Regions from separate parts of the Homo sapiens genome. Here region 1 is linked to region 2. Evidence: chromatin loops called from intact Hi-C (ENCODE). Cell type or tissue: PC-9. All regions are shown on one strand. Region 1 overlaps RTL9 (retrotransposon Gag like 9). Region 2 overlaps TMEM164 (transmembrane protein 164).

Evidence for each region. A loop is a pair of places that touch in the nucleus more often than their neighbours do. Peaks named below come from ENCODE experiments on the same cell type or tissue, not always from the same donor. Only the 100,000 strongest peaks of a DNase experiment are listed, where the experiment ranks them.
Region 1: a loop joins it to region 2, with 5 times the contacts of the local background. A loop is called at or near these places in 2 of 110 quality-filtered maps.

The regions. Positions count from the first base shown.
Region 1 is chrX:110,406,082-110,410,081 of GRCh38, forward strand. All of the region lies in intron 1 of RTL9 (retrotransposon Gag like 9), which reads left to right. It also overlaps a transcript of AMMECR1 not described here. Among named protein-coding and RNA genes, the nearest start is that of RTL9, 49 kb to the left of the region's middle. RefSeq lists an enhancer at 1,947-1,996. In PC-9, CTCF peaks have their summits at 2,240 (motif pointing left) and 2,439; DNase peaks (open chromatin) are centred at 880 and 2,230; H3K27ac peaks cover 552 bases.
Region 2 is chrX:110,084,948-110,088,947 of GRCh38, forward strand. All of the region lies in intron 3 of TMEM164 (transmembrane protein 164), which reads left to right. Among named protein-coding and RNA genes, the nearest start is that of MIR3978, 4.8 kb to the left of the region's middle. In PC-9, no CTCF peak of the experiment used is centred here; DNase peaks (open chromatin) are centred at 1,484, 2,274 and 2,774; H3K4me3 peaks cover 1,656 bases; H3K27ac peaks cover 3,528 bases.

The DNA.
Region 1 (4,000 bases), 320 kb after region 2:
AGTAAGTTCTTCAAGGAAGGTTCTGGAAAGTGGTTTTTTTTTTTTCTTCAAGTTCTGTGTTACATGTGCAGAACTTGCAGTTTGGTTACTTAGGTATACAAGTGCCATGGTGGTTTGCTGCACCCATCTACCCGTCACCTACATTAGGTATTTCTCCTAATGCTATCCCTCCCCTAGCCCCCCACGCCCCACAGGCCCCGGTGTGTGATGTTCCCCTCTCTGCTTCCATGTGTTCTCATTGTTCAACTCCCACTTATGAGTGAGGACATGCGGTGTTTGGTTTTCTGATCTTGCGATAGTTTGCTGAGAATGATGGTTTCCAGCTTCATCCATGTCCCTGCAAAGGACGTGAACTCATTCTTTTTTATGGCTGCATAATATTCCATGGTGTATGTGTGCCACATTTTCTTTATCCAGTCTATCATTGATGGACATTTGGGTTGGTTCCAAGTCTTTGCTATTGTGAATAGTGCCGCAATAAACATAGGTGGGCATGTGTCTTTATAGCAGCATGATTTGTAATCCTTTGTGTATATGCCCAGTAATGGGATCGCTGGGTCAAATGGTATTTCTAGTTCTAGATCCTTGAAGAATCTCCAGTGTCTTCCACGATATTTGAACTAATTTACACACCCACCAACAGTGTAAAAGCATTCCTCTTTTTGGTTCTGGAAAGTCTTATGCTCCTCTGCTTTCTATAGTTCTCATAGTGCCTGGCATGTAGTGTGTGCTCCATAAATATTGACTGATTGATGAATGTGTGGATGTTTCATGCAATAGTTTTTGGGTTGTTCAACACCATTTCTTAATGCTAAGCAAACAGGTTAGAACCTTCAAGATGTCTGTTGTCTTAATCTAGTTGCTTGCACTGAGGTAACTTTTTAATATCATCTCTGCACAGGAGCTGAATGCCTTCTTTGGCACCTGGATGATTGATTGTGTTTTCTCCTTTTCCTCGGAAAGCTCTGGTATTGCGCAAACGCTGCTTTAGGTGATTAACAATGCCGCCAACTTCACCAGTCACCTTTGCAGACAATTCTTGAATTTTATAGGAAAGTGGGAACCTGTTTAAGTATAGTTTCTAGTTAATTCTGCTTCCCCATCCTGGTTTGCTCAATGCTACATAAAAGATTTTCTTTGTGGAATGAGACAGAATAGAAAAAATAAAAATACATTCTCAATGGCTGGGTGAAGAGAGTCCTTGAGATTTTACCAGCTTGGTATTTCTCACTGTTGGAACTTCAACCCAGGATGCAGATTCATCCTAGTGAGCCTCACAGGAAACTCTGCCTTGGTCTAGAAGATACAGTGCAAATATATAGGATAGGACAGGTAAGGTCAGCAGAAGCCACTTTTCAGCACATACCATGTGATTGCTAGAATAATACAAATAACAACCATTTACTAGCAGATTACTATGTGGCAGGTACTGTGCTAAGCATTTTCCAGACATTCATTATTGTTGCCATTTTTCCAGGTGAGCAAACTGCAGCTCAGAGAGTCTAAGTGAATTTCTTTGTCTTTAAGCAGTATGAGATAGACCCTGGACTTGAACTCAGGTCCATCTGATTCCAGAGTACATAGTCCTTTTGCTACAGTGCTTTGCAGGGAGCTGTGCTGGCTTCTCAAATGGTTTGGGGCTATCTGTGTGAGGCTGACAAGAAAACTATTTAAAGGCTGGTAGAAGAGGGCCCTAACAGAAGGTCTGACTCTCATTTTCTTTCTATTTGCAGAAGATAATTCTTTCCTGTTTCAATATCAGAAGGGGATCTAGCTGAAGGCAAAAGGCCACAGGGTTCTGGTGAGGCACAAGTTCAAACCTTGCTGTAGTTGGACCTGTTCTACTGACTATCAACGGCCTGGGTCTGTGGGTGATCATAGTGTCAGGGGGCTGGAGATTGGAAGTTCAGAGTGGAAGAGCTGGCATATGCCGCAAAATGCACCCTGTTGGGATGGAGCAGGAAACTCAACTGCAGCTGAGTTTAGTGGGGCACCCAAAGAGAGTGGCAACAACAGGTATCAATTTAGAGAAGCACTTGGCTTTGGTGAAAGCAGAAGTCCTGCCCAGCCTAGCTGAACTGAGCAGGAGCAGGTGAGGCTTAGGAGTCCTGCCAGGTGCTAGTAGCAAGGATGGGACTCTAGTCCTTGGAGGCAAGGGTGAAGGAGTTGGGAGCCTGGGAAGAACCAGACAAAATCCCAGTTCCACAGAAACTGAATGACTAGACTGGTGGCTCTCAACTGAGACAATACTGCCCCCTAGGGGACTTTTGGAAAATGCAAGAGGGTATTCAGAGGACTGGAAATGGGGATGCTAGATGTTCTCCAACGCCCACGACAGACTTGCAAAATGAAAAATAGTCTAGCATCCCGAATAATTTTTGAATGTTCTGCTGGACTTCCATGGAGCTGAAAACTGCTTTTCTAATTATCTAAACTTTTACTATAAATGTTTTATACCTAAGCATAAAGGGTTTTGCTTCCCCTGCCCCGACCCCACAGTTTTAATCAACTATTCTGTAAAGATATGGAAGATTACATGGTTACAGAGGATCACACAGACTCATTCACCATTTCAGGAAATCATGTCAACAATTGTGATGTTGCTTTTGGAATTAATCAATATAACATATCAGTTTGTGTCCATAACTGTTGCATTCATGGGGATTCTATATAAAGGCACAAGCTTCTGACTACTTCATTTAATCATTCAATGTAGTCCTGTGTGAGCATTTACAGAGTTAAATACATAGTGTTTTATTATGTATTGCTTTATTTTCTCTTTATGTGGCAGGACATATAGCTATCTTTTTGAACTTATGCGTGTAGGTAGGTTATAGTACCTAGAAATTTAATTTCAGGATAGTAAAGGGGTGAAGCAAAAGCAGATTTATTATAAAAGAGAGGATGTTAAGTCTGATAAGGTTGAACACCACTGTGCTAGCCTGATGGCTTCGTGAGGGCCAGGACCATGTGTTTTGCTTCCGTTTGGCCTAATTAACTGAGGTGCTTATAAATAATGAATAATGAATGTGGATGCAAGCACACAGCTGGAGTCAGGCATGTAGGTCAGCATAGTCGGGGTATATAAAACTGGCAGGAGATGGGGACTTTTTTTTTTGAGACGGGGACTTTTGATCACCAAAAGAAGGCAGGATCCCAGTTATCAGAAGAGAAACCATAGTTCAGAGTTTGCCTCAAAGCTAGAGCGTCCTAATGTCAAGGCCCAGGGCTTCCTACAGTCCTCTTATCTTGAGACATGCTGGAGCCAAGGGACTGACGTCAGATGGTCCCAGTGGTGAAGAGAGTTGTGTTTACATTCTCACTTGCTGGTATCAATCGTAGGGGCCCAAAGACCTCACTACCTAAAAAGAGGGCTGTTTTCCAGCTTAGCTGTACCTCTTTGCATTGTTTTGTCTGGCCAAGACAGAGAGGATACCAGGGAAAATGAGGCTCGAGTATTGTACGTATAATCTGTCAATGCCCTCCATGCCCCCATTAGGATCTCAGGCTGTCTTGGCCTTCAGGCAGATCCAGCTCCCCCATTTTTCTGTTGTTGCTGCTGCTGTTTTTTTTTTTTCACTCCCCTGATCCCATCAATAATACGTGTACTCCTTCCTTCTGGGTCCTGTCCTCAAAGGTAACTGCTAAATATCTGACAAAGGAATGGCTAAAGCCTTCAGGGCTCCTGATAAGAGAATGGGCTCCCACTTAGCAAGAAGGGCAGGGGGCAGCACCTCACTTAGAGATATGGTACATAAGTACAGAGGGAGGTATTGAACCACCTGTTGTCAGGAGCAGAAGGGACCCTGAGGTCATCTGGTTCACTAGATCCCAAACCTGGCTGTACAATGGAATTACCAGGAATGCTGTTGAAATACAGATGCAGTGTGGCTCCTAATCCTCAGAGTCTGATTCAGTAAGTCCGAGATGAGGACTTGAATTATCTGCATATTATTAACAGTATCACTGGTGATTTTGATGAGGAACCCAGTTAGGGAAA
Region 2 (4,000 bases):
CTAGGTTGTCTTTCCTTCTCAATGTTTTATTCTAGTGGCTTTCTATACCTGTTTCATAGAGTCCATGTTTTCTTTCATTCTATTGAGGATGTAAACAGTTTTCTAAAATATTTCTTCTGGTTTATACACAAAATTAAGACGTTTTTGTTTCCTCTGAGTTGTCAGAGTGATATGCATTTTCCTTGTGCTGCCAGAGGTTTTCATATGAACTTTTTTTTTTTTTTTGGTAAAGCAACAGGGTCTTGCTCTGTTGCCCAGGCTGGAGTGCAGTGGCATGTTCATAGCTCATGGAATCCTCAAACTCCTGGGCTCAAGTGTTCCTCTCACCTCTGACTCCAAAATAGCTGGGACTACAGGAAAACACCACCATGCTTGGCTAATTAAAAAAAATATATATATATATATATTAAAACAGGGTTTTGCGGTGTTGCCCAGTCTTGAACTCCTGGCCTCAAGTGATACTCCCACCTTGGCTTCCCAGTGTTAGGAATAAAGGCATGAGCCACCATGCCTGGTCAGGTTTTTTGTATGGTTTATGAATATTCAAAAAAGGATCTGTCTTTCATCAAATACAGGGTATGTAGATTGCCTTTGACTATCCTCAAGCTCAGATTCTCTCTCATATTGGTTAGAACCCTTTTCAGCTCCATTGTTGGCAGGCAGGTTGATACACATAGCTTTTAACCTGTTTCACAGTGTCTGTCAGCTACTCATCTAGTGGGTTCTGCTGGACCCATATGGAATCGTCTACCCCTACTACAATGTTCTCAGATGCTCTGAACCAGATAAACTATGTGAAACAGTACAGCCTCCCACATGTGTTACTACCTGAGTGTTACTTGTGAGGGCTCCCACTCCTAGCACACAGTGTGCCAGTACCAATTCTGCCATTTCTGCCCTTTTGATTTTGGGGAATTAGAGTCTCCATGTGAATGTAGACCAGTTTTGAGAATTGCTGATTTCCTCTGCAAGTAGTAACCACGTAGTCCAAATGGATGTCCGGTTTGCCAGTTTCTAGATGAACTCTTGGCTTCTAAGCCATGAGGCTGACAGTTGTGGAAGGACTCAATGTTTCCTATCTTCTTTTAGGTTTCTGTGGGCTGCTGCATGAATTGGCCAGATTGTTTTTTCTCATTTCAGTATTAGGCTTATTGTTAATGGAGATTTCTCCCAGATCCTGGTAATAAGTTGGCCATCAGTTTAAGTTTTCAGTGTTTGGGGAATTTTATCTTTTTCTATATCTTGATAGGTATTTGAGTGGGAAATTGAGAGAGGCTATGTTAGTGATTGCTAGCCAAGTGCTATTTTAAAGTAGAAATCCAGTGTATATTTTAGATTAGAGCAGAGATTGGCAACCATTTCCTGTAAAGGGCCAGAGAGTAAATATTTTAGACTTTGCAAGCCATATGATCTCTGTGTTTTAACTATTTAACTGTTGTTGGAGCATGAAAGCATCACAGAAAAATGCAAACAAATTAGTGTGGTTGTGTTCAAATAAAACTTTATTTACATAAACAGGAGGACCAGATGAAAAAGTTCTGGAGATAGCTGGCAGTCATGGTTACACAACAGTGTGAATGTACTTAATGGCACTGAACTGTACACTTAAAAGCAGTTAAGTTGGAAAAAATTTTATATATATATGTATATATGTGTATATATGTATATATGTGTATATATGTATATATGTGTATATATATGTATATATATATGTGTGTGTGTATATATGTGTGTGTGTGTGTATATATATAAAATCATGCCAATAAAGAAGCCAAAACAGAAAAACCATATTTTGCTGACTCTGAGTTTAGAGGAATTAGATCTAGCATAGGCAGAGAGAGAGAGGAAGAAATTACATATGTACAGTAGGACAGTGACTCTGTTAATAAGCTAGAAGGCAGTGGGAGACATTTGAGTATTTAAGAGGAATACCATAATGGGGATGGTGAGATCTTGGAAAGCTACAATTCATCCTAGTGATGTCATCTTATGATCTTTACAGATGGAGATACACAAGAGTTCACATTCACATTCTTTGACATAAGGATCAGAGTAGGGCTTTTCTACTTCTCTAGAGGCTTGAGAAACCTCTGCAGCTGTCAGAAGTGTTCATATCAGAAACAAAAGCTAACCAGTCATTTCTTTTTGCTTGTAGTACAAATGGTGACTAGTGATGCTTCTGGTAGTTGATCTGAGCTCTTCCCAGGACTAGAAGATCCTAGCATTTTAGTTATTAACCACAGCACACTTACTCAATAAAAGAGCAGTCATCAGTCTGAGTCAACTGTTTATACAGCCTCCAGCCTAAGATTCTTCCTTATCAGCTAGAGACCTGGGCTTAAGAATTTCACAATGGGCTGGGAGCCTCTTAGAGAAACTAGCCTTTTGAGACTTTCTCTGAGTTGGGCTCTCTTGTTTGTTGTTGTTGTTTTTGAAACTGTCTCACTCTGTTGCCCAGGCTGGAGTGCAGTGGCGTGATCATGGCTCACTGTAGCCTCGACCTCTGAGTTGGGATATCTTGAAGGAATACATGAAGGAAAAGGGAACAGAGATTAAGGTTTTCCAGGCTTTGGGTTGTAATCAGACAGTTTAGCTGTATTCTGAACACCCAGCACTTAATGTGCTTGGTTATCCATGTGTATGTATCAAGGGTGGGGGAACTCATGGAGTGAGTCACTGAGTGGTATGGTTTAAATGGCAGGAAACTCTTCCCTCACCCCGCCTTGGGTAAGAAAAGGGCATAGCAGAGCGCTGACACACATCCCTCTGCTCCAGAAAGTGTACAGTACCCCTCTGCTCCCCACTGAAACCCTAAAGTTGTTCATCTTCATGTGTGCCAGGAAAGGAGTGGATCTGTGATGCAAATAGGATTATTTGGTCATATCTGCTGACTCAGTCTAAAGAAGCTTTTGAAGGGGATGAGATGAAATTTCATCTATGCTGCAGAGAGCAGGAGGTGCATTGCTGGATGGAGAGAGGACTGTAGGCTGCATGTGAGCCAAGGTAGACGAGGGAAGCATGGGGGTGGGCATGAGGAACTGGGGCAGCCTGACACGTGATCTTGGCATTGCAAAACTGATATCCTGTTGGCCTTTGGGCCACATGATATGATGACAGTGCAGTATCCCCATGGCCCTTTCTTTTTCTAGATTTCATTTATGATACTCTCAGATTTTTAAATAGCATGACTTTCCCCAGGGAGAAATTCAGACCTCAGGTCTCTAGGACTGCTCTGAGGTCATGAGATAGACTCAGTTTGAACCTGTTGAGTTTAAATGTCTTGGAATGATTTTAGCATCTCAGTACCCCCTTTCCCAGTGCTCATCTGGTCAGCTGCTCTGGAACCTGAGGGATTCTAAACTGAGACTTAGTTTGGGGTCATATGCAGTTAAAAAGGGACAGTCTTTTGGCACCTTCACCTCGGAGGTGGCTGCTTTTTGGCTTAGCGTTGGACTCATCACTGAAAAAGATAGTTGAGAGGTTGTTTTTGACCTGAGCAGCCTTATTAAGACTCAGTTATTGGCAAAGGAGAGAAGGCTCTGCTTATAAATGTTGCAGATTTAAAGGGGAAAGAGGAAACCACAGTAAGTAAAGAGCGATTCAGGGAGACCAGTTTCTCTTTTTTATTCAGAATGCTGCTCAGGTATCTGCTTTCCTAGGAGCCACCTTATTGTCAGGTTCTGCCTTCGGTTTATGTGTATTCTTCCCTTAATTCTTAGAAGAGGGAAGATGCTTTGGGGTTGTTCACAGGTTCCCATTCGACATAAAATAGAAGCTGCCTACCTTTACATATACTCAGTTTTATCTTCTCCAAGTCTCCCAGAAGTTCTCTTTGAAAGTTCCTAGAGCAGGGACTGCTTTTATTTTTTTTCCTTCTCCTAGGCTTTAAGCATGTATTTAGATGTATGTCACCATTGGGTAAAAGAAAGGCTAAAGATTCAGATAACTTTTCCCATCTGTGGAAACATGGAAAGCAGTACTCAGCAGAGGAATGAGGACT